2 separate regions of the Homo sapiens genome follow, and region 1 is linked to region 2. The links are chromatin loops, found by intact Hi-C in ENCODE. Cell type or tissue: transverse colon. All regions are shown on one strand. Each heading gives the region's core, and the rest is flanking DNA. Links, peaks and the distances in the headings are about the cores only. Region 1 overlaps LINC02046 (long intergenic non-protein coding RNA 2046). Region 2 overlaps LOC107986045 (a long non-coding RNA gene).

What was found. A loop is a pair of places that touch in the nucleus more often than their neighbours do. Peaks named below come from ENCODE experiments on the same cell type or tissue, not always from the same donor. Only the 100,000 strongest peaks of a DNase experiment are listed, where the experiment ranks them.
Region 1: a loop joins it to region 2, with 4 times the contacts of the local background. A loop is called at or near these places in 56 of 110 quality-filtered maps.

Annotation. Positions count from the first base shown.
Region 1 is chr3:148,373,046-148,388,670 of GRCh38, reverse strand. All of the region lies in intron 4 of LINC02046 (long intergenic non-protein coding RNA 2046), which reads right to left. LOC105374147 (a long non-coding RNA gene) reads left to right here. Exons shown (of 4, transcript XR_924566.2): 4 at 3,802-4,829. Among named protein-coding and RNA genes, the nearest start is that of LINC02046, 100 kb to the right of the region's middle. In transverse colon, for the core only: a CTCF peak has its summit at 8,696 (motif pointing left); no DNase peak of the experiment used is centred there.
Region 2 is chr3:148,939,196-148,954,820 of GRCh38, reverse strand. It overlaps LOC107986045 (a long non-coding RNA gene), which reads right to left. Exons shown (of 3, transcript XR_001740565.2): 2 at 13,888-14,001. Among named protein-coding and RNA genes, the nearest start is that of GYG1, 45 kb to the left of the region's middle. In transverse colon, for the core only: CTCF peaks have their summits at 7,126, 7,328 (motif pointing right) and 11,049 (motif pointing right); DNase peaks (open chromatin) are centred at 7,398 and 7,640; H3K4me3 peaks cover 519 bases; H3K27ac peaks cover 3,707 bases.

The DNA of each region.
Region 1 (15,625 bases), core at 4,694-12,693, 570 kb after region 2:
ACCTTAAAATTTTAGAAAATTCTCAGCCTGTCCATATTGGAAAAAAAAATGAGAAAGCCTGTTTGGGAGAGAGCAAGGATTTGGCCAAATGATAAGAGATTACTATGGATTGTATGGATGGACCATCTCAACTGGAGCCAGGCACTATTCACCAAGATGATAGGGAGTTTATTTAGCCATCTAAACAGCAGCCAGGACCCATTGTCAAAAAAAATGGAAGAATGACCCCCAAGACATTTCAGGGATCATCTAGGCTGCTCCCACAATCAGAGACCTAGAGTGCTAAGGCCTGGGGTGAGAAAAATTTCAAAGAAGGAGCTGCCATTGCCCAATGATAGCACAAATCAAGGACTCTGCTATTCTTACTCCATTGCTTTGTTTTTTGCTGTCCCAGGTGCAGCCCTGACAAACCCTAGTAAAGTGAGCATTGTGCCCAGCAAAGCTATGGTGGCATAGTTACCTCCACCTAGATTTCAAAGGATGCTTTGGAGAGCCACAAGGTCCAGGCAGGAAACTGCAACAGAGATCCTCCATCAAGGCAATACCCAACAGAGCCTTAGAGGCAGTGCCTCCTTTGTGACCCTTGACTGGTGGAGCCACCTGTGTGGCATGTGAATTCCACTGTGGAGAGCCACAAGCAATCCAACCCATGAGACTACAATATGGGCTGTGTCCAGCAAATTTATGAAAGCAGGACCACCTAGAGCCAACCTTTGCCAGGCAAAGATTCAGAAGCAGAATCTCAGTCCTAGTGTGTCCAGAAGGCAGGATCTCTGGCCCAGTAGATCTGGAGGGCAGAACACTGAGCCAAAGAAGATTATTCTAAAGCCTTAAGATTTAATGTTGTATGCCCTGTTAAATTTTGGACTTGACTGGGGACCTGTCCTTCCTTTTTTCTTTCTTATCTCCCTTTCAGAATGGGAATGTCCATCTTATGGCAGTTCCATCATTATATTTTGGAAGCACATAATATGTTTGATTTCACAGGTTAATGATTGGAGAGCAATTTGCCTCAGAATGAATGACAGATTGAGTCTTACTGAGACTTAATCTCTATATGTACTTTGTAAAATGCATGCTCTGCAAGATATGCCTTGGAAATTAGCAGTTATCAGTTTTGTTGTGTCACCTATGGTAAAATAACATATACCCTGACTCAGTTTTCCAACATATGGTTTAGGTAAAAGTTCCATATTTTTTTGTTAGCATTGTACAAACCTTGTAAAGAAAAATGGTCAATTGATATACAGTATTATGTACATGTTGGGTGTAGTTTTTCAGAAAGGAGACATTCCAAAATCTCACAGAATTTGGTGTGACTTTGGAGGAATGTAAAATAATCATTTGAAACTACCTTTTACAACAGTGGACCAATAACAGAAAAGGGGAGAAACACCAACTGAAAGCCTTGTATGGCAAACCTTTTGTTCTATCAAATGTGTTGCCAAAATGGCTGCCTTACTCCAATGCAGGAAAGTCATCTGAAATTGGAGTTGGACTTTCGTTGGTCATGAAGTCTTTTCTTCACCCTTTTTTAGGCTGGGTGGACCCCTGTTGCAAAAGTTTCAGCAAATGTAGGGAAAAGGCAAACAGAGACAAAATTACCCCATTCCCACAACTGTAAATGACTTTCCACCAATTTCTTAATTAATGTTATTAACAATATGAGTCTACATTATGTTTAAAATTAGTAGTGACTTTCCTCTAAAAAAGCATTAAGTTTAATGTTAAATAAAAGAAAAGAAAAATAACAAATAAAACCTTGGACATGACCTATCACACAAGAAAATAAGATAAAAGTTGAACAAATGATATTAAATTATAATGATTTATGTATTACATGATTACATACTGAGAAAACCAAACTACTAGAATTAAAATTAGTAAATAAACTGCCAAAAATAAACAAAAACAATAACTCCCTTGAAAATGAATAATAATCACTTTTAAAATACAATTAAATAAAGATATAAAGCACATAAACTTACCAAGAACTATGCAAAGCATACATAAAAACAAAATACTGGTGATCATAAAAAATGGTAAGTAAGTAAGAAATATCACATGGTCTTGGCTAGAAATATTTCGTTGACGAATTTTTCCCAATTAGCCTGTGTATTTTGTATAACAGCAATCAAAATTACAAAGGGTTTTTAATTGAAAAATTTATAAAATATATCCTGAAAAATAAGTGGACAAAAATATCCAGCCAAATTCTGAAAAAGATGTGTAATGAAGGGGACTAACCTTATCAAATATGAAAGTGTCATTTAAACTAGATTGATTGAAACTGTAATGAGAATCCAAGAATGGACAGATCAATTAAAAAGAACAAAGTCTCTACAAATTAGCAGAAGAATTAAATATCTGACAAGAGTAGTTTTTGAATCACTGAGCAAGGTTCTGGTTATACAAAAAAAAAAAAAAAAGTGAGAGGCAATTGGATACATATTTGAGAACCAAAATAAAGAAAACAAATAAAGCTCTTATGCCTTGTATAAGCATAAATTCCACATATATTAATGATGTAATTTAAATACTAGAAAATATAATAGATGAATATTTTTATAATTTTGATATTCAGAAGCCCTCTAAGCACATGTCAATGGTAGAATACACAGAGTAAAATATTGATATACCTGATTAAGTACAAATTAATACATTGTGTTTGGCAAATACACTACAAAATATTAGAAAAATTATGCTGGAAATATATATTTATGAAACACCTATTCTAATAATGTTGCTAGTTACAAAACAACAGAAAATTACTGGTTAACATTAGCCTAAAGGTTGTTTTGGGAGTTGCTCACAGAACCAACAGGAAGGCTTGAGAAGCAAGTTTAATTAGAAGCAAGATGGAACAAGTACAGCAAAGGCACTGTACCAAAATGGCATATTTTCACTAAGAGTTCATGGGGAAGCTTTGGGGCTTTTTATTTAACACAGGTATCTCAAATTATTTCTAAAAGACTCTCTGTATTGAATTACCTCCTCTAGATTCAATATCCCCCACAGAAGCATCTGATTGGCCATCCTTAGGGCATTTGACTCCAATGTACTTGCTATACTAGGTTGGAGAGAGAAAATGGCATGTCTTATTTGGCTTCCTGAGTGGGAGGCAGCATGGAATTCTCTCATATTAGAAAGGATATTTATTTTTTCGGCAGCCTGAACAATTATTCTCTACTAAGAAGTTTATATTTCTTTTCATTTGAAAACCTTTTGTAAATCAAATAAGGAAAAAATAACCAAATAGGGAAAAAAAGAGCAAACAGCACAAAAATGTAATGTAGAAGTAGAAATACAATGACTAATAAGCCTATCACATGTCTAACTTTTCTAGTAATCAAATAGTGCAAATTATTGAAACAATTAAAATAAGAAAAAAATTGATTAGCCAAAAGTATTAAAGTTTTGAAATAGCCAGTGAAGTTAGTGAAGATAAGAGGAAATGGATACTTTGATACAGTGTTGGTGGAAATATAAGTTGATTGAATCATCTCAACTATATTTGTACCAGTACATTAGCTTCATAAAAGCTGCCATTCTTTTCTGTTTTGATTATTGCCATATTCAAAAAGACTACAATAGTGCCTGAGAAACATTGCAAATTCTTAATAAATGCTTGTTCAGTAAATTAATATCAACATTTAAAATCTAATGGTCTTTTGCTATATAATTCCACTCCTAAAAGTTTACCCAAAGGATGTAAACATGTGTCTTAGTCTGTTTTGTGCTATTATAACAGACTGTCACAAACTGGGTAGTTTATAAAAAACAAAAATTCATTTCTCACAGTTCTGGATGCTGGGAAGTGTAAGATCAAGATGGTGGCAGGTTCGACTGGTGAGAGTTGCATTCTCCAGATGGAAGAAACATTGTGTCCTCATCTGGTGGAAGGTGGAAGGGTAAGCTACCAAGCACTCTGCAAAGATCCTTTAAAAGGGTCTTAATCCCATTCATGAGGGACGAACCCTCATGACCTAATCACCTCTTACAGACTCTACCTCTTAATACTTTCACATTGGCAACACCTGATTTTGGAGGTAATATATTCAAACCCATAGCAACAAGTATGCAAAATAGAAATCAAGTATATACAGATTTTACTTTGTCTATTAAAGTGTGAGAAAAACAATATGAATGCTCAACAATCAGTTACTGGTTAACTATATTATGGTCTCTACAAGTAGTGAAATATTATATAGTTTTAAAAATATATATCTATATTTTTTAACATGAAATAATGTCCATGACACATTACTGAGTGCAAGAAAAGCAGTTTGCAAATGTTCCATTAGATCTGATTTTTATTTTTTCAAAAGGAAGTTACTATAGGTGCATACTTATCTAGACAGAGCCTGCTAATTATATACATCAAAATAGTAAGAGTGGAATATCCTCTACCCCTTTTTTTCTTTTCCCCTCCTGAATAATTCAGTCCAAAACCCATTAGGCAGGGTGTCTATAAAGGTAAGGAAATGACACCAGACAGTAGTTGCAATCCCTCCACAATTCTCACTTCCAAAGCAAACAAAACAAAACAAAACAAACAACAACATTCTTGACTAGTACTTCTTATTTTTCCAGGCTTATTTATCCTGGTTCCCTGATCCTCAAAATTTTTGTGATGTATAATCCAGTGATTGTTCTGCCTGACATCTCTGCCTCTCCCAAATATTCTTCTTTCCTTTCTTATTAGCCTAAATTCCATCACTTTCTAACATACACCCTCAGCTTCCTCTTCTCTCCCTTTCTAAGCAATCATTCTGTTTTCTTGGGAAATACTAGCAAAAAGCAATCCCTACGTTGGTAAGTTATGTCAGGTAATGGTAACAGCTATGGAGAAAAATAAAGTGTGGATGTAATTTTATATAGCATTTATTGTGGCACTATTGATAATAGCAAAGACTTGGAACCAACCCAAATGCTCATTAATAATAGATTGGATAAAGAAAACATGGCACATATACACCATGGAATACTATGCAGCCATAAAAAAGAATGAGTTCATGTCTTTTGCAGGGACGTGGATGAAGCTGGAAACCATCATTCTCAGCAAACTATTACAAGAACAGAAAACCAAGCACCACATCTTCTCACTTATAAGTGGGAGTTGAACAATGAGAACACATGGACATAGGGAGGGGAACATCACACACCGGGGCCTGTCAGATGGTGGGGAGCTGGGGGAGGGATAACATTAGGAGAAATACCTAGTGTAGATGACAGGTTGATGGGTGCAGCAAACCACCATGGCACGTGTATACCTATGGAACAAAACTGCACGTTTTGCACATGTACCGCAGAACTTAATAACAATAAGAAGAAGAACAGTACTGTGGCTGGAGCAGGATACTGTTGTGGGGGATGGGGAGTGAAGCAATAGTAAAAGATGATCTCAGAGAATTACAGGTGGCCAGACATATAGGGCCTTAAGTTACTACCTAAAATCCTAACCTCTCTTAACATTTTGACATATTTTCTTCTAGTTTTGTTACTTATCTAAACGTTTCATATAGTTGATATTATATCACCTATCTTATTTTCTTGCACTAAGCCTTTTTTATAACATTACCCCTTCAGCAATTTTTCCAATGGCACAACACTTCCAACATATTTTAAATTACTGCATAATATATTATCATGTATACATACGCAATGTCATTACTACGTACTGGTCATTGAAATTATTCACAGGCAGAAAGAAGATAAGGAGTAACAGTCTAATGATTCTGCAACTCAGCATCAGGCATCCTTATTTCGACTCTCTCCTGACTCTGTAGAACAGTTCTTGCCTCATTTGCAAGACTGCGTACACCTTCCCTATTCCTTTTTTCTTTCTTTTTAAAGAAAAATCTAGCCCATTACAGCACCCATATCTTGATAAGGTTCTTGTTTTCTTGTTTCTGGGGCTGAAAACTCTGCAGTTCTTGGATGCAGTTTCTATAAAAATAAATCACTCATTTCTCTAGACTTATTTCTTAGACAAAATAAAGATGTTACATGGACTTGTTATATATTAATACAGTATTACACAAGTCTATGATAAAAAGTATATTACCACATAGCCAACTTTCAATTTTTCTATTATGAAGTGCCAATATGATGTTTGGAGTAAAACAAGAAAGATGCATGGCTTTTGTAACTTACAAATAATTTAACTCACCTAAACAATGAGAGAAATATGCTATATTGAGGACCTTATTAGTTCATTATGATTCAAGAATTTTTAAAACAATGCCTGGGTCCTTTGCACCACACAGCTGGAATATGGCTGGAGGTGCTCTGAATCATGGAGAATCCAGAAAGAGAAGTATAGAATAAAGATTGATAAGGAATACACCAAGCAGATGTTTTATTTCTTCCTTTTGGGGATAATTCTAGAGATTATCACAATATAGTCTGTGGGAGGTGGAGAGAGAACAGGTAACTGGGATAACCCTGAAGTAGCTGGGAAACTCCATGTCTTTAGCACAAAGTTCTGTCAATAAAACCAAACACTGGCTTTCAGTTATAAAGACCCTGCTAGGTCAGCATCTTCCGCACTGCCTTATTGAATTGGGATTTAGTAACATAACTTGGATCTTAATCCCAAAAGTGATCAAAAGATCTGCATCATCATATCAGCCTTTACTAAGTATTAGGGGCATATTGGATGTGATGCTGAAAAGCTTCTTTCTGGTTCCTAAGGATCTTGGTGCTTTAGTGAGATAAACTAGTTATTGCTACTTGGTTTTAAAAATGGCCATGGATATTAGTAATGTACTTAACGATTACTTAAATAGCATAACAAAGGGAGCTGAATTTTCTCTGACCATAACCTGCCTCCTGCTATCTTTGCTGTGTTTGTATGTATGTTTGTGTGAGGGGGACATTTGAAAAGCACAATACTGTGAATATATAGTATGTTCACTTCAAACTTTAATTCAGAAAACGAAACCTCAAGGAGAAGAAACATTTGAAACCCAGATAAATGCCATTTTTGTCTTTCAAGCTTATGGAAAAGTTTCCTCCCTAAATCTTCCCCAATGCATCCAGATTATGGCTTCCGGTGGAGCTTCCTAATCACACAGTAGGGAAGATACATTAATGGAAGTCAGAGTAGGGTATTGAATGGACTAATGGAAGCTTTTTAAGAATTCCAAGTACTCTTCATATTAGAACCTTTGTCATAAAGGTGACAATATTAACAATAATAATCCTCTCTAACAAAAGACTAATATCAGGTCTGGCTCCATAAGAGCCACTGGTTCCCCTGTGCTCCGTCCGAGGATGCCCTGATTTCCATTTCTAGTCCTGAGCACATATTGTTCAATTTAATAACCTAAATTTTCACGAGTAAAACAGATCTTCAGAATGAATTCAGTAATTAGCTTCCCCGTTAGGGGGCTCATTTAATTTCAAAGCTAATGCTATCCACGTTTCCGTTTCTAATTAATCCAAATATAGCAATGCTATAGTAACCAGACAACATGTTCTTTGAAGAGCTGAAGCTATGACATTGTCATGACATCAGCAGACTTTCATTAGTGATATGATTTTAGAACACACTTTAAAACAAATGGAATCTTTTCTTGTCTATTTTCTTGACTTACTGGTTTTGTTTTGTGATTTTAAAATGTTTGAAATATATGCAACCTCTTCCAGTCTGATTTCTTAAGAAGTTTTTAGCTATTTATAAACAAGATAAATGCTTTCATAAGATTCAGAATAGAAGAATAGAGGTTGAGATTATTTTGAGATCAATGTCCTTGAGAAATTTAAGACAGCTATGGAAAGTTTCCTTGAGAAGTATTAGAAAGAAATATATAACTACCTGGCAGCATAAATAATCAGATTCCATTTGATTAGAGGATTTGGCATATGTGAAATTATGTAATGCTAGAATCCTGCCTTTAGCTCTTTCCAGGAATATTTATAGATATTTATAATTTGTATATTTTTGTGTTATATGTAGATGCACATATATGTGTACATATATATCCATATTTGAAGCTATAGTTATTCTTCCCTTAAAAATATCATTAAATGGAATATGGCATTGGCCTGTTTCCTGTTCAGTCATAAGGAGGATTATTTAAATGTGGTTAACTGCATGTCACATTTTCAAATTACATTGTCAAGGTTTTTCTACAGGAAGGATGAAATTAGAGATTTACCAACAGGTAAACATATTAATATAACTATACAACGATATATTATATATGTTCATACGTAGGAAGCAAAATGAAATAAATAAATAATAATAGACTGGTTAGCTGAAGGAGAGTCAAAGTTGTTCTAATCATTTATTTGGAGGTCAATCTGGCAGTTTTGTCTGGAAAAAGTCTGATCAGTTTACAGAAACAATAGGCTTGAGACAACCCCAAAAAAAGTGTAAGAACTATCTGATCAAAAGGATCACAAACAGAGAAAAATGAAAAGAAGCAATCAGTGAGCGATCCAAGGCCTACTGCCATCAAAATTACTGTTGAGAACAATGAGATAAATTGGATCCTCCCTGAGTGGTTGGAATTATGATTAGGACAGCTTTCTAAGAATGATTTTTAAATGGTTTGGATGAGGTTTTTAAGTGAGAATGAGACATTAACAGTTTTTAAAACCTTCAAGAAAAATGGTCAAGCTGTAAGAATGTTTGACCTCTGCTTCCTAGAACCAAAGCAAAGACAGGCTGTTTCATAAGAACAGAGCACCACCTTGTGTTAGTAAGTTATTACACCTCCTTGGGACACCTAAGGGAGGTTCTTTCCATCGTATTAAGTGAGAGCCTGTCAGTAATGCTCTTGAGTACAACAGGCAAGTGTCATAGCTTCCTACCATTTTACGCTCTAAGCCTTATGTAGTGTCTGTGTTTGTGTTCCTAGGAAGATAGAGAAAATGATGTAGAGAGGTGATGAATCGGACAAAACAAAAAATACTTTTTTGTATTTTTAATATGAATGCTTTTATCTCAGGAAGGAATTTATAAACTAAATTCATAGCACTGATACCACATTGTTTTTGCATTTAACACATCATATTCATTGCTTCTTAACATGAACTAGGTTAAGTACCAAATCTCAATGAAGCAATTTTGAATTTAAAATAATTTAGAAGTGCATTATTTCTGGAGTCTTCAAATAATTGTTAAGGAACGATGAAAGATCTAAAAATCTTAAGATGAAAGTAAAATCCCCTTAGATTTTTCTAGTAAAGACACAACACTTATAAAGTAAGAAGAAACATTAGTCGAATAGCATTAAAAATCTTCACTTTCCTATAATTGCTGCCCTAGAAATTTTATCTTTTACATAAAGAGAAACTTAAAGCCATGCAACAAATGTAAATATCTTGTTCATTCTTCAAAATTAAACTCAAATCTTAACGAACAGTCTTCTGTGGTCACTAGTGTTCTTGTGGCACTTGATTTGTAAAATTAAAACTTGTTTTGTATTAAAATGGTTTTTGCTCATGTTTCATCGCCTCTAGCATATCTTCAGCTCTTTGGCTATAATGTACTGCCCTCAGCCTTTTTTGTGACCCCAAACTATCTAGAAGAGTTATTGTCCTATGAAACTTTCTGTGATGATAAAAATGTTTTCTGAACTATCCAATACGGTAATCACTGGTCACATGTGGCTATAGAGCAATTGAAATGTGGCTAGTGTGACTGAGGGACAAATTTTAATTTTATTTTTTTTGAGACACAGTCTTGCTCTGTCACCCAGGCGGGAGTGCGGTGGTGTGATCTCGACTCCCAGGCTGCAGATCCATGGCAACCTCTGCCTCCCATGCTCAAGTTCAAGCGATTCTCATCTCTCAGCTTCCTGGGTATCTGGAACTACAGGCATGCACCACCACGTCTGGCTAATTTTTGTATTTTTAATAGAGACAGGATTTCCCCATGTTGGCCAGACCGGTCTTGAACTCCTAGCCTCAAGTGATCTGACCGCCTTGGCCTCACAAAGTGGTGGGATTACAGGTGTGAGCCACCGTGCCTAGCGTGATTTTTAAATATTAATTAATATAAATTTAAATTTAAATAGTCTCATGTGTCTAGTGGCTACTGTATGGACAAGATGGACCTAAAAATACCTTAGAAAAATATATATTCAATGAATAAATGTCAAATTATTAGAACATTATGTGTTAAATTATTTCTACTTTTTGTTGTAGGAAATAATTACAATTCTCAGCTTCATGTTTTGTGTCTTATCTCAAATAAAGCTTGAGAATTCTGTAACTCATTCACATAAGAATTTTTTATAACCTAAATTATTGAGATAGTTTTGCTTCCTTCCTATACTCACCTTCTGGCCTTTATTCTCATATAATTTTTTAAGTTTTGCCTCACAATTCTGCATAAATTCTGAAAAGCAATAAATTTAATTATTTGAACAACATAGGAGAGTTTTTAAGTATATATGTAAGTGAACTTGAAATCTATACGAGTAGATTTAAATTTCAGCACTATCTTGTTCAAATGTCAAAAGTAAAGTCACAGAGGAACCCCTTATCTCATTAAGTCCTTCTCTCCCTCCATCCTGACCAATGGCTTAGAATAATATGACATCCTGAAAAACTTTTCTGGATGGTACCCTGCAAGTGTATAGGCATATAGAAATATTTTGCATTCAACTCCCAAATTATTTTCATTTAATTTACTCATAAAATATTATATCTATATTATATGTCAGTCACTTAGCCAAGTACTGAGGCAGATACACAGGCAAACTCTCTATATAATACATCCTTAAGGTTTTCAGTTTTGAGGCCAGGAAGCAGTTAGTTTTAACAGTTATTAATATATATTGAACACTTAATTCTTTCAAGATCTCTGTGGTTGTATCATTAACCTCATTTTATAAATGATAAAAGTAAGCCTTGGAGAGGTTAAGTAACTTCTTTAAAGTAATACTGTAAAGCTGGCAAATGAAAAAGCCAGAATTCGAATTTAGGTCCTGTTACTTGCAAGTCAGACAATGATAACTGTCATGTTTTATTACATTTTTAATAAATACTTATTTTAAATAAACCATTATGAATGCGTTAAGAGTTTGGTGGAAAATGTTATTAGAACTCAGTGAGTATGTTTCTCATGAATTCAAGTATATCAAGTATATACTTTTTTGATTATCAGAGATGTGGATTCAAACATAAAGGAGGGAGAATTTTGTCTCATAACCAGATAAACACATATTTATCAAATAATATGTAATTTGAGCTAGACACAAAACAGATCCCCTAATTACATAGTTGAGATTTTGTGGCTGTGCAGGCATTTCTGATCATGTGTTTTTATTCATCTACAGGATTCTCTGAATCACTATTTGAATAAGATATCCTAAAAACTTCATTAGATGGTGTTTTGTGCTTAATTATGAAATATGAAATGGGAAACACATTTGTATTATCCCAGCAGAATGGGGATAGGAGGGCATATCATGCTAACTTTTACTTGAAATATGGATGTTTAATATTTTATTTAATATGAAACACATATTACTTACTTTTTAAAAGTTAGAAAATTCTGCATTTTTAAAAATGCACTTTTTCCCTTTAGTTTTTTCTAAATGTGTAAACACAAAGTTTTGTTACCTTTTTTTTGAGTTGTAGAGATGATGACCTTGCTTTGTAGAAAAAAAACATTATTTTCAAGCATATATCATCTACATTTCTGAGGTTAAATGTGAGAATTTGAGAATAGATTCAGTATAGCTTCATGTCGAAATGGCTAATCTTTATTGTTTTGAACGTATTTCTCCTTTCTTTCTTTCCTTCTTTCTTTCCTTCCTTCCTTCCTTCCTTTTCCTTCCTTCCTTCCTTCCTTCCTTCCTTCCTTCTTTCTCTTTCTTTCTTTCTTTCTCTCTTTTTTTTTTTTTTTTTTTTTCTGAGGCGGAGTCTCGCTCTGTCGCCCAGGCTGGAGTGCAGTGGCGTGATCTCAGCTCACTGCAGTCTCCGCCTCCCAGGTTCAAGCGTTTCTCCTGCCTCAGCCTCCCGAGTAGCTGGGATTACAGGCATATGCCACCACGCCTGGCTTATTTATTTATTTATTTATTTATTTATTTATTTATTTATTTTGTATTTTTAGTAGAGATGGGGTTTCATCATATTGGTCAGGCTGGTCTCGAACTCTTGACCTTGTGATCCGCCCGCCTGGGCCTCCCAAAGTGCTGGGATTACAGGCATGAGACACTGCACCCAGCCTTCTATCTTTCTTATGTAAATACTTTCCTTCTTTCTGAATGTCCCAAAATTAAATTTTAGGAAATATTAAAATTTTTGGTAAAATATTTCCACCTTATTCGCATTATTTTATTTCTCTTTTTTTATTATTTGACAAAGCTGGATTTCATTGCTAACCAGTTACGCTTATGATGAAGCACCCTTGTACTACATCAAAAACATTAATTATTCAATTATTTCTTTTAACTTATTGGCAATCATGTATCTCATTCATCAATTGGTAAGTACATATTTTTGAGCATTTTCAGTATGTCCAGCACTGTAGCAAGGAACACAGAAGAGAGAAATACGGTGTATGTCCTCATAGGACTGCAATTTTGCTTGAGTGACAGAATTAACAAATGTCATCAATATTATTAGATAAAACAAAGATAAAAATAGCATTATGTCAATAAATGAAAGAGAAATTAAAATAAAGCAAGGTTAGTATGGGTTCAGTATTCTCTTTACCATATTCTTGAGACAGTATTGATTATTTCATTTCATTCTGCAGACGATGAAACTAGATTTCAGGGAGGCCCAGGGGCTTTTCACCTGGGAATTTAACTCCAAAGCTTATCTTTTTTCTGTTGTGTCACCATTTTAGAGAAAGCTGGAGGTAGCACTCATGCTGGATTTCCTAAACCATGTTGGGTTAAGGGCAGGGTTAAGCGATAGAAGCCTAGTGCGTGAATGAACATGGCAGATGAGTATGCTTGTCTGATGAGCCAGGTGTATGTTTTATAGATTAAGATGATTAGGGCTGTGGGCTGGAAACAGATCTTGGAAGTCATGCACATTAAATAGCTGATTATTTTTGTAATAGATTTTGGAGCAGGGCAGTTGCATATTTAAATGGCATTTTAGAAAAGCAAAGATGGATGAGTGGGAATAGTTGCAATCAGGAAAGCAACTTACCTGAAAGAAATTGTAGAGAAAATATTGCCTGGACACAGGCTTAGAACAAGAAGCCTCTTCCTATTCTTCTAAACTTTGAGCTTCTAGAATGAGTAGTGTATTGACTCTTTTTAGACATCACCCACTTTCTCCTCAGCCGACTCAATATGCCTTCCATAACTCCTATTTCCAATAATATTGCTCAGCGATAGAATAATTTGCAAGGCACCATTTACTTATTTATTGTAGGTCTTCTCCACTGGAATTTAAGTGCCATGAAGAAAGAAAATGTATCTTGTTCATCCCAGTATTCCTTGAGCCTTGGATATATCCAAGCACACAGAAGGTGCTCTAGGAGTGTGCTTTTGAATTTTTATAGGCTTTTCTTTAAATCATTATAAAATCATTCAAGTTTAGTTTGTGGTCATGGCAGAAATGGAAATAGATATTATGCAATGTGCAACAAAGGTGCTCACAGGAAAAATGCATACTGGACTGTAACTAAGTTTAAAATGATGGTGGCCTATTTCCAACTACTCAGAAGGTGATTAGTTTGTGAATTATCCACAGACCTCCTGCTTCTCTTTCATCTAACTGCTGCCAACTTTTGGCTAATTTTATGCTCATTAACACTTCCTCTAGAGCATGGACAAGGCAAGGGTGTGACCTTTGTGTCTGTCCATTTTGCTGCTGATTAACAAATTTTGGGATGATTTGGTGGAATAGAGATTGAAACTATTGGCAAAGATGAATATTTTATATTATTATGTATAGGTTTTGTTTATTGATGTTATTATTCCTCGTTTATGCATGACCCATTGGAAAGATAAATGTGTAATGCGAATATAGTATACACAATATTCTCTTTGATCGTGAACATTTGCTGACACATCCATACATATGGATTATAATGAAAATAGAGCTTTAAATCCAAAGGTTAAATTGAAACAGTTGTCATGCCAGAGTTATTCAATATAATGGTGTGTATCTTTTATATCTCCTAATGTTCAAGGAGTTAGACAACCTATGTAATTTCATAAATAAATATTTGTTTTAATTAGAAGAGCCATGCATATTTTAGGGAAAGTCACACAGCATATTTAATGACTTAATTTGGCCACAACCCATTTATAGTTAATAAATATGTCAAGTTCTGTGATGAATTGCAGTGAATTGCAAAATAATATAGAAATAAAAATATCAATAGGTTGATTAGAAGTCATAGTTTTAGAAATGAAGAAGCAACATTAAAACAAAAATGAATTACAAATATAAAAATGTATTAGATAAAGTTGAGAATCAGTCAAGGACAAAATATTTAACAATGTATAAAATTTACTGCAGGACTCATGGGATTTAAAATATGTCTAATATGCAAACCATAAAGAAATGCAGTAAAAATGCCTAACTATATAGACACACTCATTGTTTGATGAAATCTCTCCCCTATATGGTAAAAATTATTATTCTGTGATTCTGGGTTTAGCTGGAATGTGTTACTAAAAGAATCCATTATTTTAATTAGCACCAGTGTTTATATGATAAATAGAGGCTGAGGATGGTATAAGTACAGAGATCAAACTGGATCTTTTACCTTTACCTTTGGGGAAAGCACAGATGTAAATTAAAACATAATAAATCATATTATTTACTACTTTTGAAAAATTAAACTCAAATGAATTTAGGCTCAAAATTTTGTATAGATGTACAGCAAAATAACACAGACAAAAATAAAGGGTATGGCTTAGCTGAATGGAGAAAGTTATAGAATTTTTTTATATGTTTATTGCCTTTGCTGAGCATCATTTGAATTAACTTTACAGGCACACTAATAAGTACAATTAAATCATTTAACCACGTTGTACTTATAGCGTATATTTCTGAGTATAACTCAAATATACTTGTACCAAGCTATGCCATCTTTTACTCAATATGTTTTCTAGAATTGTTAACTGCAGTCGGTGAACTTCTTATTCATTATATCATATGGCCTTTTCAAAGTTTACATAAAACAAAGTGAGGTATAAATAAATGTATAAGCAAACAAATAAATAGGCTTGCTAATGTTGGAATTCTTAATTTTAAGTGCATCAATGCTACTATATTTCTACCAGCTGCTTGCCAGTGTATTATCGCTATAAATTCTATTTGTATGAAAAACTCTTAGGGAGGAGACAAGTTCCTTCGCACAATGTTATTTATTTTAAGAATGCCTTTTGGTCATTTAAAAATCTCTCAGAGAAGTTTAGATATGCCAGTGACTTATTGATCCCTTTTCTATTTTTAATTTTGTACTAGTTACTCACAGAGAGTTGTAAACAAGACTGGTGTTTTATTGCTATCTACCAGTACTAGTTGTTTACGGATGGCATCTGTTCTGATGAGTCCATGCCAAACACACACTAGCTGTTAAATGTTTTGAATATTATCCTCGTTGTAAATATAATTTTACTGGATTATGCATGTGAAAACAAGAATTTTGTCAGTTAGAAAGCAAACAATTTTAAAAAAATTAGGT
Region 2 (15,625 bases), core at 4,246-12,245:
AATGCACAATTCTGTGTGGGGTTTGCTAGAAATCATAGATTCAATAGAAACAATTTTCCTCCATATAAAGGGAGAGTTATATTTCATGAGACTCTCCAGAAATCATTCTTCCATTCTGGTCTCTTGTGACTTTTCTCTGTGGGCTCTAACCCATAATCTTGCATATATACAGCTCAGGATGTTACTTAGTGTCCCAATGGCCTTTAAGGTTGTATTTTGTTTTATTTTAGAAAATTTGTTAATGAAATTTTCTGTTTTCTTCTATGTCCTGGATCTTTTGCATAAGAAAAGCTTTAATACAAAGTAGGAGAAGGAGATGGGAGGCAGAGAGGAAAGAGAGAATTCATTTGTGAGCTACAGCAGTCTTCCTGTGTCCATCTCTTGGCTATAAATTCAGATAAAACATGTCAGTGATATTTTAGGGGATGCTTCTCATCAGGTATATATGGTGTTGCTTATTTTACTTTATTTAAAATATTTATTTTATTTTTAACTGCCTATGCAAATTTATCTGCATAAATCTGGTCGCTTTTTTCATTTCTTTTTCCAGTATTGGTTTTAACTCTCAATCATGTACTAAAGAAAGGACTTCTAACTTTTAAATTAGAACTGATAAGCTTTCTTTCTCATAGGACATCTATTTCTAGGTTCCAGCTTTGGTTCACTATACCTTGTCCAAAAATATCTTCTAAACTCAAGAATTCCTAAGGGGGCTTTGGAGCGAGAGGTATCCACAAAATTCTTAGATTACACCCTGAGAAACACTGATGTAGGCACTGTTTTTCTGATTTGAAATTAAAAATCTCAAATGGACTTGGAGGAACAGAGGCTTAATGTAGCTCTGAGCCTGCTCAGTTCTGAGCTAGTCTCAGTAACCAACTGTGGCTGGAGACACAAGGGCTGTACATATACACAGATGGCAGGCAATTGAGCTTTTCAATTCTGCTTCCGTTTTTTTTTTTTTGGTAGGAGCAGAGTTGCTAGATCAAGGATATCAGTTAAACATAATGCTCAAAATGGCAGTGAGGAGCAACCAGTGAGGGAAGCGGCAAGACTGACGGGACAGGGTGAAGGCTCCTGAGTTCCATTGGCTCTGTCATTCATGGGTGATGTTCCAGAATGAGCAATGTATGTGTTCTGAGCTTCAGTTTCTCTATCTCTAAAGTAATTAATAGTGTGCTCCTTGGAGGTGCCTCATGGAGAATGAGCAGCGAGGGGGCAAGGGATCCTCACCTCTGTTTCAACTTACCCTTTCAGTTTTTAATTCTATTTTATATATTTGACTTCATCATAAGCTCTTGTCTGAAGAAAGGGTTACCAGCAAAACAAAACATAACAAAAAAACTTTTAAAAATTATTAGACTAAATGATTTCTAAACTTCCTGCTAGCTCTAGAACTATATGGGAGCCAGAATAGTGGTATTTGTTGCTTTTCTGCCTAGTGTCTATAGTGACTTTCTTCTGATTCTCCTGCAGCCATTTTTGTGACTCAGCTTGGCATTGCCAGAGGCCATCACAGAGAGCTTAGGCATTGAGCTAGTCCAAAGGCAGCCAAACAGAGGTGGGCCCTGGTGGTGGCAGCCTTTAATTTCAGAATGAAGCCTCACCTGTGGCTACCCTGTCTCACAGGGTTTTCAGTTACATGAATCAATATGAATCAATGAATTCCTTTTTTTTTTTTTTTTTTGCTTAAGCCATTTAGAGTTGGGTTTTCTGTCACTTGAAACCAGAAGATTTCTAATTGAATTAGTTGGTATTTAAAAGATAATCAACAAACATTTATTGAGATGTCGTAGAGTATAAAATAGAGTATTAAATGCTTGATATAAAAATCAAGGCACTATTTCTATCAATAAAAAATCTAACTTTGCTGTCCTTTGTGTATAGAAATGACAGTCCTGATTTACTATGTATAGGATATTCTCTTTGTTTATATAACTACTGATAAAAACTCCTACTGAAGCTATTAAACTTACAGTCTTGGTCTCACTAACATGTTGGGCTATCTGAACTCATGTGGAGATAGGCAAATCTGCCAAATATGAAACCAATAAAAAGAGATCACAAAACTACAAAGCACAATGAAGGAAACAGGGCTAAAGTTACTTTCCTGTACTGCTTGGTGAGGGCATAGATCGTGCCAACTTTTCCAGGGCAATTTGATGTTATTACCAAAAGCCTTCAAACTGTGGTCTCACTTTGACCTATCAATCTCACCTCTAGAAATTTATCCTAAGGAAATAACTATGGATGTACACAAAATCATAGATACAGAGATGTTCACATTGTTATGGGCTGAACTGGGTCTCCCGAAATTCATATATTGAAGTCCTGACTCCCAGTAGTGGAGAATGTGACTGTATTTGGAGATAGGACTTCTAAAGAGGAAATTGAGGTAAAATGAAGTCCAATGGGTGGGTCCTAATTCAGTATGACAGGTAACCTTATAAGAAGAGGCAATTAGGACATAGACATACGCAGAAGAAAGACCATGTGAAGACACTGGAGGAAGAAAGCCATCTACAAGTCAAGGAGAGAGGCCTCAGAATGAAATCAATCCTGCTGACATTTTGATTTGGGACTTCTGGCCTCTAGAATTGTGAGAAAAGAAATTTCTCTTATTTAAGCCATGCAGTCTGTGGTATTTTGTTACAGCAGCCTTAGCAAACTAATACACACACACACACACACACACACGCACACATACACACACAAAGGAAAACATGTTAAATGTTGAGCAATGGGGGATTAATGAAACACGTTTTGGCTCATCTGCATGATGGAGCTCCATTCCTACATTTAAAGTGATGCTGATGAACACTGTCATGGAAAGCTACTGATGCTATGTCATTATATAAAGCATATTATCCAATAGTATGTATAGCATAATATTTTATTTGTATGTGTGTGTATATATATAAAGTAAATATTAGTTTGGTCTGAGTGGTGATACATTCCTTTATTTGTTTAGGAAAGTAAAAATTTGTGCTGCTGGCTGCTGGATCATGACGTTCCCAAGTGAACACTAACAATGCTTACAGAATATAAACAATGTTCAGACAAGGCCACTCTGTGACTATGTTTGGAACAAGATAAAGATGAGGCCACTCTATAACCATAAAAATGACTAGATACATTCTTCTTTTAACAGAAGTGACTGCTATTTTCTTTCTTTTTAAATGAATGACAACTCTTACCCACTTTAGATTTTTTCCTTGCTAAGATAAAAATTTTTTCCTTGCTAAGATAAAAATTGTACCTTCATTTTGACAGAATCTCATCCAGATTTGATCCCTACTTTCCTAATTTCTCCTTAAATTTATCCATTAAATTCCCAGATCTTATAAGAAGCCCTCTCAACTCCCTCTTATCAAGAGGCTCCAGAAATCTGGTGGTTTAGGTCAATGGGCCTTAACAATTCCAAATTAGATCAATTTGTCCCCTCCCACCGACCACAACTAGCAGGACATTCCATCTCAGTTGAGTTTTAGGAGGCTCTTCTTGATTTATAAAGCTGTTGAGGATTTTAGGATGTTCATTGCCCTTTTTAAGAGGGCAGCTTCCTTTCCTCTACCAAGCTGGGCACGGGAATTTTTTGTTGTGTGCCAAGGCCAAAAACCTGGGGTTCAGTCCAGGTCACTGCTTGAGGACTGTTTGGGAGTGGGGCATAGATCTTCACCATTTCTTGAACCCAATGCCACTGGTCTCCTCCTTGGCAAAACTTCTGTCCTCCTGGCTTAGGCCTCCACTCTCAGGACTAGTCTCTTTCTGGGTGGATAGAGTGTTAGCTTTCTAGCACCTCCTGGCTTCTGGTTTGTAGCTCTGCAACTATACTTATTAACAAGTGGCTGAGGCTAGGAAGCTCAGACTTAGAACACGAAATTTGCTTGGGAGTGAGGGAGGAAAAAGCATCTCTCCTTCTTTTACAGTGGTGCATTCAGCACATACCATTTTCTAAATAACACTCTGACTCATATTCTAGAAAGGGTTTTGATATATGTCCTGCAGTGTTAAAAGTGGTATTATGGGCCTTTAAAGTGTTTACTTTTGTTACTTATTTTTACTTTCTAAATTTTCTTTCGTTGAACATTTGCTTCCAAAATCAGAAAAGTCATTTATTTTAGCTAATAAAATAACGAAACAGAATAAGAAGAAAGGAAGAATGAAATAAGTAAAACAAGCCTGTCAGTAGTGGATGTATAGACATATTGATGTAGTATGAATTTAGGACAGCCTGAAAATTGGCTTTCTCTCAGTGCATAAAGGCTGGCCCTATGGAAGTGGTAGGAGGAATGAGGTTCATTGTTGAGGAGAAATGTCTTTTGAAAGGGAAATGACATAATGGCTTTTACCCCTAGCTCATATTAGAATTACTCGATACCCAGGCCCCACCCCCAGTGATTTATGTGATTACTGTTTAAAGGAAGGAGAACATGGATGAGGAATGAGGCCCTCAATACAAAACTTCCCTATTTACATTTTTCCTTAGAGCCATCTTTGGAGGAAAGGTGGGATCAGATTATTCCCTTTTATTAGTGTTTTCTCAGATATTGTAAGGCTACCCCATTGATGTAAAAACTATGTTTACTGTTACAGGGAAGAACATTTGAAAGCAATTTTTACTTGTACATTTTATTGTATTGTATGTTAGAAAAATATGGCCGGGCAAGGTGGCTCAAGCCTGTAATCCCAACACTTTGGGAGGCCGAGGCGGGCGGATCACGAGGTCAGGAAATTGAGACCATCCTGGCTAACATGGTGAAACCCCATCTGTACTAAAAATACAAAAAAATTAGTTGTGTGTGGTGGCGGGCACCTGTAGTCCCAGCTACTTGGGAGGCTGAGGCAGGAAAATGGCGTGAACCCAGGAGGCGGAGCTTGCAGTGAGCCGAGATCGCACCACTGCACCACTGCACTCCAGCCTGGGCAACAGAGTGGGACTCCGTCTCAAAATAAATAAATAAATAAATAAAAAATATATATATACACCAAAGTCGTGATTTCATGGCAATGATATAGTTTTTAAACAACTAAGTTCATTTATGCAAAAATATAAGCCAACTGGCATACACATATTAGGTAAATTACAGTAGAGGTGGTACACAGATATGACAAGAATCAAGACGGTATGCAAGACTTTAGGCTGGTAAACACTGGTAGAAGTTGTTTTATCAAATCTTTCTGAAAGAGGTGAGAAATTCAGAGCAATTCTGAGATGAGAAAGAGGTGCAATTCAGAGCAGTGCTTTCAAACACTGGACTGAAAAATATGTGGGGCTGGCTGAGAGCTTGTGGAAAATAGAGATTCTAGGTTCCTGCCTAGAGACTTCAGCTCAGGAGATCTATGAAAGATATCCGGTCACTCTGTTGCAATCAGGTGTGGGAACCTTGCAGATGGGAGTCATACTTCCTTGGGCTCGAAGACCAGTAGTTCTTGGTAATTAAACTTATTTTAAATATTTGCTGTCTGTGAAGTCTTTTAACTGTTGTTGATTGTTGCAGTATGGCTTTGAAAACTTCTAATTTTTAAACTGGGCCTCTGGGTCTCAAAACTGGGTTCATGTGTGTAAATTAAAATACACACAAGTGAGCACACTATATCCCGGCCAAATACACATTTTAATTTGATTTAACCAATAAAACAAACGGGAATGAATTATACCATTAGGCTCAACAGGGCTGCCAGAGCAAACCAACAGCGTGATGCAGACCAGGCATGGGAGTCATAAAGTGCACGCTTCTAGTGGAATGGAAGATGCTCGAGTGGGAGCTGTTTCATGGCAAATTAATGTTTACTCGGTGAGTTTCAGAGGAATCATTGTGAGACAGCTGGAAGAAAGGCCCTGTATGGGAGGACTCTGAGATGGAAACCCTGTGTTGGGGCCTCAAGAATCCTGTGAGAAGGTGACTTAGAGACTTAGAGGGGAGTGGGTGAGAAGGAGGTGAGAAACCAGAAAGCTGAAATCATGGATAAAAGAGAAATAGGAAACTGTTAGCACCTGATAAAATCCTTTTCCTGAATGACAGCAAATGGTTATTCCTGAGGGGGGAAAAAAAAGCAAAATATTATCCCAGAGGGAATTAGAAAGCAGAATAAGTTCTTGATGGAAAGCAAAAAGGTCAAATATAGGCTGGGTGCCCCAGTGGTTCATGCCTGTAATCTCAGCACTTTGGGAGGCCAGGGCGGGTGGATCACCTGAGGTCAGGAGTTTGAGGCCAGCTGGACCAATATGGTGAAACACCATTTCTACAAAAATACAAAAATTAGCCAGGTGTGCTGGTGGGTGCCTGTAGTCCCAGCTACTCGGGAGGCTGAGACAGGGAATTGCTTGAACCTGTGAGGCGGAGGTTGCAGTGAGCTGAGATCACGCCACTGCACTCTAGCCTGGGCGACAGAGTGGGAATCCTCTAAAAAAAAAAAAAAAAAAAACTCAAGTACAGATCTATATAGTTACAGGTTAATATCTTAAATTTTTGGAGGCAGGCCTTACTTAGTTCAATGACTGTTTTATAGTCTGACTTGGTAGGTGTTAGGTTATATGCCCTGATTTGAGAGTCAGAAAAAAATGGTGATAGCATCTGGGGTGTGAAGCCCAAGGTGGCCCCCAGATAGTCCTGGTTGGTGTAACATGGCATGTGAATTGCAGAACTTCAGAATTGCAGGGCAAGGGTTGTGGGATCCAGGGATCCCACAAGGCAAAGGGGACAACTGCCCCAGGCCAGGCTGCTCAGCAGGGCTTCCGGCAGCACTAGCCACTGTTTTTCACCTGCTTTCAGTTAAAAAGTCCTTGCCACAGATTCCTAGTCAAATCCTAATTGTCCTCTCTCCCTCTGATGGAAAATTTTCACCATGTTGAGGAAGGTTGGGACAAAGCTTAGTTTTCTCTCTTTTTTCTTTTCTTTTCTTTCTTTTTTCTTTTCTTTTTTTTTTTGAGACTGAGTCTCACTCTGTCACCCAGACTGGAGTGCAGTGGCAAGATCTTGGCTCACGGCAACCTCGGCCTCCCAGATTCAAGAGATCCTCCTTCCTCAGCCTCCTGAGTAGCTGAGATTACAGGTGCAAGCCACAACGCCTGGCTAATTTTTGTATTTTTAGTAGAGACAGGGTTTCAGTTTAACTCTGTTTCCTTTCCTTCTCTGTTTCTTCATAGGCGTATATATTTTTCTGGCTTGTTTAAATCTAGTTTCAGTGTGTCAGTCCCCTTTTTCTGTTGTTCCTATGGAGATTGAAGTCACAGGATTTTGGGTGCAATTGTAAAAGACATTGGTTTTATGATACCTTGGTTATATGTGGGATAATTTTACAAACTAATTTGAATTTTTTGACAGAAAATAAGAGTTTAGCACAGTCTCCCCACTAGGTGTCACCCTTGATCCAATGAAACCTGGCTAGTGACATAAGAAGCACATCTATAAAATATACCTTTATTACCTTGGTTCTATAAACATGAATAACAAAATATCCCCACTTCTGTGTTCTTAAGTCCTTTCCTGGTGATATCTGTCATAAAAGGCGACCATAGATCAGTTCTCTGGAGGACTAATTTCTATCACAGAAGGTGACATGCCACTCCTTCAACGACGCAGGCCAGCGGCCAGAGGAGAAGCCTCCTCAATTCACCGATTGCTTTTTATGACACAGGACCCCGCCCCTTCGGAGATCACATTGGACTCTCCTGTGATTAGAGCCAGTGTTTACAAAACGCCCTATTTCTGCTTGCTGCTTTCTGAAGTGCTGTGTCCTAGTCTTTCCAGGCAGCACTTTTCCCGCCTCCACCTGTCTGCGCTCCTGGGCATGCGCCGCGGGCAGAGCTGCCACTTCCCACCTTATGGAGCAGCGGGCCCACGGGTGACGTTCAGGAAACTCGCAGCCCGGGAGGCTGCCCCGTCGCCCATAGAGCAGCGCCGGGGCGATGCAGGCCAAATCGCAGCTAGCTATTATTAATATTTCGAATTTCAGAATTTGGAATTATTTAGATCGGCTACAAGTATTGGCTAAGTTCTATTTGTTTCCCTTTGCACTGCCTTTAGAGATAAAAATGGACATACAATTTTGAGTTAACAGGAAAGCAACTGATTTGATCAATCTGATTCAGAAATATTGTCTGGGGTTCTAAATAAAAATATATTTTATTACTGTTTTAAAATTTTTCTTTCTTCAAAATATAAGGAATTCACTTTCAGAAAAGAAATGGGGCACTAATAATAAGTGTTTATATAGCACTTTCCAGTTCAGGAGGTTGCTCAAATCCATTATCTCCTGTTATTTTCAGCACAGCTGTGGGAGATGGGTATTATTGCTACCATGCCACTGACTGGGCCTAGACCTGTACCATCCCATGCCCGTCCAGCTGAAATTTTAATCAAGACCTCATGACCCCAGAAGCTGTAATAGCCATTAAGCCAGTGATTCTTAACCAGGGTGTGCGTCAGTATTTCCTGGTGACCTTTTCAACATATGTACGGCCAGATCTACCCTGGACCTCCTTTGTCAGAATCTCCTGGCTGATACTGGATTCTTTCAATAAAGAAACACATAGCCTAGCATCAAGACAAGGTAAATACTTAAGGTGATGGATATCCCAATTCCCCTGATGTGATTATATGACTATAAAGTTACCACATGTACCATGAAAAGGTACAGCTATTATGTATCAATACAAATTAGAAAATAGAGATGCCCCTTTAGGTATAAATATCACGTCAGGTATGGGGACAAATAAATGTTTTAGGAAGAAACAAAGCAGAGTGAGGGGGTGGAGAGTGACAGGTGGTGCTGTTTTAGAAAGCGCCTGTTAAGGAAGGCTACACTCTCTGCGAAGGGACATTTGGACTCAGACCATAGTGAAGAGGAGCAGTAAATATCGTGGATGTGGGTGGGAAGGGGGTTCCAGCAGAGGTAACAGCAGATGCAAAGTCCCTGAGGCAGGAGCGTGCTTGGTGTGTGGAGGAACAGCGAGGAGACCAGTGTGGCTAGAGTGGGGCTGGTGAAGGGGAAGTACTAGAGACAGGTCAGGAGGGCAGCCTGGAGCCAGATATTAGTCCTTCACCTGGTGCTGTACAACCTTTAAAACAGGCGCAGGTACTCCTTTAAAACAGGGGCAGTGCTTTTTTCCCCCCTCTACCTTGCTAAACAATGAGCAAGAAAAACATGGAAGATAAAAGCACAGCTAAAATACAGTCTTGATGAGCTGCCACCATTGCAATCACCATGAAGCTGTAGTTCAGGGCTGTTAGGGAGACTGAGAAGAGTGAAAATGGTTAGTGGTGAATGAGTAGCTGCTAATTTGATAATCACCGTGAATCCGAGTGAAACAGATTTGTTCCCCTCACTGTCTACAATTTACTTTTATTTGTGATTGAATTGTAATTTCCATTTAAAATCATTATAAGGAAACAATACGTTCCCATCACACTCACTTAAGTACCATCCTGGAGGTTTTAGTTTTGCTTTAACATTAAATCTGGCCATGCTGTCTTTCATTCCTACCATCAGGGCTTTCCCTTAAGCAGATGCTGTTCTTTTTCTTGTGTGTATAACATGGGAACAAACCACACATGCCTGGAGAAATGATGATCCTGTTTCATTTTTAGATAACTGCAGATTGGTTAGTTTTGAAATTTTCTCTCAAGAGAGATAAATGTCTTTCCTAATTTTTTAGGAAAAATGCCCCTTCCATATAGATATAACTTTAAAAATATTTATTAAGGCAGGAATAGAGTGCCATATCCACAAAGTTTAAATCCAGTACTGTAGTGGATCGTAAACAATTAAACAACTTACCATGATGAGTATAGTTGCATTACACAGTGTAATTTATTTTCCAGATTGATTATTTTAACTACGATATGGGAAATAAAATGTGCTATGATTGGTCACTTGTTTGTCAGCTGGAATAGTCAGATTAAAGAGGGCCCCAAAAGAGAAATGCAGGTAACTTTGTCTGTCATAGCACAGTCACAGAGCTCACACTCTGAGTGGTTGAAACATAAAGGTAGGTAATGACTTCAGAAAACAGGTATCTTCTCAGGCCTCAGCATACTGTTGTAAGAAGCAGAGGGTGAAATGAGATGCAAAGTGTGATATATAAATGTGCACAATGTGATATAAAATTTAAAAAAAATGTATATTTAGACAGGGTCTCATTCTGTCACCAAGGCTGGAGTGCAGTGATGTGATCTCGGCTCACTGCAGCCTTCATCTCCCAGGCTCAAGTGGTCCTCCCTCCACAGCCTCCCGAGTAGCTGGGACTATGGGCATGCACAACCACGCCTGGCTAATTTTTGCATTTTTTTGTAGAGACGGGGTTTCACCATGTTGCCCAGGCTTGTCTCGATCTCCTGGGGTCAAGCAATCCACCTGCCTTGGCCTCCCAAAATTCTGGGACCACAGGTGTGACCCACTGTGCCCAGCCAGACCTTACGTTTGTTGAAACAAAATCATCTGTTTACCTACGCATTATATAATATATAGAATGATATACTTGCAATATTGCCAGTAGTATTTCTTTAATAGAGGATGGTTGAATTTTTATTTGGTCACTTATCTATACTTTTTAAGATAAACACATACTTATATAATTTTAAAAATGTGTACCATAGAGTTTATATACTTTTATAATGAAGAAAAAGCACCAATAAAAGTTTTTTTTTTTTTTTTAAATGGCATGTTTGTTGCATTGTATAAAAATCTCATTCTGGCTTCTTCCCAGCCTCATTTTTTTTCCATATTCCACCAGTGAATCATTGATTCCTGTCTCTTTTACTTCAACGCAAACTTAGTTTTCCATAATAAAAAACCTGTAGCTTGACTCTTCTGTAATTTGTCATGTTTTTTGCTATATCACTCCAACCACAGAGGTAGGGATGACATTTGTCATGTTTTTGTTATATGACATTTGTTATATGACATGTTTTTGTTACATGACATTTGTCATGTTCTTGTTATATCATTCCAACACTCCAACCACAGAGGTAGGGACGATTTTTCTGTGTGACAGTTAATATTTTATGGAGGTTGGTCTGGATTCTGGACCACACTGTTGGCTATATGTATTCTTTTCCAGTAGAGGGCAGCAGATGACAGAATGATGAGTCATTAAGATGAACTGTGTTGACAGCTTTCTGGGAGACATGTGAGAAATGGTAGAGGCATAGTTGGCTGGGTGTCATAGTGACTCAGTCATTCAGAAAGCCATATGGTTTATTTGTATTTGTGCAAATTAACAACAGAATGTTTCCCTTTCCTCCAAACTATGGGGATGCAGAAAATTAACTTCTGCCCCATTGTTAGGAATTTCCAAAGATTCCAGTGACACAAATGTAAACACTTAGGAATAGAACTTGTACCAAATAAGAGTTATTTTATAAGACTTGTATACTTTGCACTATATTTCCTTGGAGGTTCTGATTAACTAAATTTGAGGTAGGGCCTCAAGTAAAGTCGACATATCAAACATAGATAAACCATTCTTGCCTTAAAATACATAAAATATGAAAGTCAGATAAAAGGGTACAAATTGTATATACAATTAAAGGGTTGTAAAGGAGCGGTGATTAGTAAAGAAAATACTCAGGAAACAAATTTGACTTTGAGAAAGGATTTAAAGAAAGAAATGCCAGCAGTTTAGAGGAGGGACCTGACAAGATTGAAAACTGGTGCCCACTGAATCCAAGTGAATCCAGGCTGCACAAGGATTCTTTTTTTTTTTTTTTTTCTGGAGACAGGCTGTCACTCTGTCACTCAGGCTGTAGTGCAGTGGCTCATTCATAGCTCAATGCAGCCTGAAACTCCTGGGCTCAAGCAGCCCTCCTGAGTAGCTACTCAAGGCTCAATCTACTGAGTAGCTAGGACTACAGTTGTGTGCCACCATGCCCAGCTAATTTTTTTATTTTCTAATTTTGTAGAGACAGGGTCTCATTATGTTGGCCAGGCTGGTCTCAAACTCCTGGCCTCAAGCTATCTTGCTGCCCTGTCCTCTCAAAGTGCTCGGATTACAGATGTGAGCCACTGCATCCAGTTCTGTACAAGTATTCTATTTGGTCAGCAGAATGCTTTATATTTTTTAAAATTTGTATTTCTGTAGATGGGGCATGCACCTTCTAGTTTGCTACCCTCCTCACCATTCCCTATCATCATACACCTGGCACTTTACACATTTCTCTTTATCTTCCTAGCTCCTGAAGCCATTTGTGACTACAACTTCTGGCTTAGAGGAACTAAGGAGGTGGGTACCAGAGGGAGGAGGCAGTCATCTAGGAGCAGGTAAATCACCTGTAGAGGGTGTGTGGGGTTTATATAAACTGGATTACTCAGCCCAAGGGGCCATGTTGGAAAATAGGTAATAAGGAATTGAAGAAGTAGACAGTGGTGGTGATTTGAAGAGTAGTTTAAACCTTGTACTGCCACACTCCAGGATGAGAAAACCAGAAAGTCCTAGAAGAAAATGAAAGAACTCACCCAGAAAAAGTGCTAGAAAATCTGTTTCTGTTTAATATGTGCTTTCTCTATGGGTTTTGATGACTAGAATTGCTCTGCTGAAAAGTAACAGCAAGTGCCAGAGTCAAACATGATTGACATGTGTGAGTGCTGCCCCTCACTGTCACTCCAGAGCTCCCCACTTACCTGTGTGTCCCAGAAAAGTTAAAGGCTTGAGAGAATCAGCTCCCCACATCCATGACATGGGTCTCTCCTTGTACAATATTTAAAAATATATATTATGTATATATATGTTTTAAAAGTTTGATTTTGCTCTGTCACCCAGGCTATAGTGCGTTACAGCGGTCACAGCTCACTGTAGCCTTGAACTACTGGGCTCAAGGGATCTTTCTGCCTCAGCTTCCTGAGTAGCTAAGACTACAGGTGTGCACCACCATGCTTTAAAACTTTTTAGGAAAAAGGGTTGCCCAGGCTAGTTTTAAACTCCTGGCCTCAAGGGATCCTCCTGCCTCAGCCTCCCCAGTTGCTAGGATTATAGGTGTGAGGCACATGCCTGGCCCTTGCACAACTTTGAGAGCACTATGAAGTGCTAGCATACTGCCCCAGAGTCAGTGGTGGTCCTGGTGCCGACATTGACTCAATGGCTCACTAGAGCCACAGCCATTTAATCTATTGCTCCTTAGTTTTCTCATCATAATTTAGAGGATTGCACAAAGCTGTGTGAGAAGACCCCTTTAGCATTAGCTGCCTATGATTCAAACTCAGAAAAGAAAGGCCAAGGCCCAAGCTGTGAATCAAGCATGTGTGCTCTTGAGAAGAGTATTAGGCACATTGCATATGGGAGGAAAAAATGAGGAGGGGTGAACAGGGGCAAAGAGTGTGAAGTCTAAGAACATTAGACATAGGCTCCAATTCTAATTCCAGCTTTTCCTAGCTGAGTGACCATATAACTTCTCTGAGCCTCAATTTCTTTTGCAAAATGGAGACATTGGTATGTGTCTGGCTGGACTCTTTGGAAAATTAAATGAGATAGTGTTTTTAAGTGTCTGGCACATCTTCACTGCTATCCTCGTCCTCAACCTCACCACATGTAGAAGTTAGTCTTGTGAATATCCCAAACTTCTGTCTGGAAGAGGCCCTCTAAATGAGAAGTCTCAAGGACACAGCATCGAGATTTCATCTCTAGGAGAACCATGGACAGCATCTGTGCTGACAGTTCTTTGATTAACTCAGTTAAAACTTGGAATGGCTAATCTGCTGTTTTCAGGCAGTTTTGATTGCCACAGCATTTTGCTGTTGCACCGTCATCAAAAGAATCAAAGGAAGAATTGTGTTTAGGATCCAGAGGCTGCTTCTGGAGAATGTGGGGAAAATGCTGACAGCTCACTGTGATGATTTGCTGGGGACCGAAGAAGAAAGACGTTCAGACCAAGAAATGGCTCTGCCTACCTGCCTCTGAGGCCTGCAGCTCTTCACTGGAACCTTGTTGCTTTGACATGAGGCATCTTGTCCTCCCCAGAGTCCTTTTTCCATCTCCAGCAGAAGCCGTGTTTTTCCGCACACCTGAGGGATAAGACATGTCTCCCTAAGAGAGGCCTGGTATAGAGCAGTTGCCTGTAGGGAAGGAAGAAAGTTGAGTGGGAAAAGGGATGGTTCTGGGTGACTGAAGAAAACCCCAGGAGGTGTCTCTGTGACATTATCTTTTCCTCTAGAAAACCATTTTCTGAATCTAACCTAATAATAAAGTAATCCAATCAATAACTAAGTAGAAAGGCACATCATGTTAGACTTTCCGTCATCCTTAAGTACAAATCTGTTTTGGAAAGAACTTCGGAGATTTATTTTTAGGGAATGAGATCACTAAAGGTGGTTTCATAGTTTCACAGGATAACACAAAATTTCTTTTATTGATTTTTTTTTTTTTTTGACATGGAGCCTCACTGTGTCATCCAGGCTGGAGTACAGTGATGCGATCACAGTTCACTACAGCCTTGAACTCCCTGGCTCAGGTGATCCTCCTCCTTCAACCTTTTGAGTAGCCAGAACCACAGGCGTGCACCACTATGTCTGACTAACTTTTTGTGAAGATGGGGTTTCGCTATGTTGCCTAGGCTGGTCTTGAACTCGGGCTCAAGCGATCCGCCTGCCTTGGCCTCCCAAAGTACTGGGACTACAAGGTGTGAGCCACTGTGCCTGGCAACTTTTTTTTTTTTTGAATCAAAACGAGGCCCAGGAATTACTGATTAACTTCTAAAATTCTTGGTGGCTTGCTTAAAACTCAGCCATAGATGCCTAAGGACAAAAGAGGCTTGATTGTGGGAGGTGAGAATAAGGCTTGGGATAAAGTGGGCAGTGGTTAAGGAGTTGGAGATTCAGAAGGGAAAGGAGACGCTGCAACTGGTTTTTAGCTGGAAGTGAGAGAAAGAGCACAGATTCCTGCAAGGGCAGAGGAGCACTTGTGGGACTGGGTGGCAGGGCCCAGATTAGGGTGAGGCAAGTGAGACACCCAGGTGCTAAATTCAAGGAGGCACCCACAGTCAGGGCGCGTGAGTGCAGGGGTGGCACCTGAGAGTGAGTGCCTCCTTCAGTGTGGCATCACAGATGCTCGAGTTGTTCATCCTAGTCCAGGCTCTGAGAGTACAGTAAGATGGAGCAACATTTTGTTTTTCCAAGACAGTTTCAAACTTTCCTCCTATTTTGGTTACCCAGAGGTTCTGATAAAAATCGAAATAGCACAACTTTGGGAAAGAAATTCTCCTATGAGTATAGGGCTTATTCTATAGTAAAAATATGGCTCACGACTTACCAAGATGTACACATTTGTGGTTTAAGGTAAAAAAGTGAAAAAAAAATCATCCTCCAAATTAGTGTCTGTTTATATCCCGGTGTGTGGATGGAGAACTAAGATTTTTTCCTCTTTCTCTCTTTTCCTCTACCTTTCTTCTTTTCTCTTTCAACTCTTTCCTTCTATTCTGTCTCCCCTTCTCCTTCCGGCCCAGTTTGACACCACTGAAGTGCCTGCCCTTCTCTTTTTCTTCCTCCTTCCTTTGCTTCCGTTGCTTATAACAGATTCGGAGGGGGAAAAAAAGAATCAAATATCTGTTTCACAGCCATTTCATAAACAATACTGGCTCTTTTCTTTTGGTACCACTAGGCAATGAAAAGCACTGTAGGAGGACATTTGTGA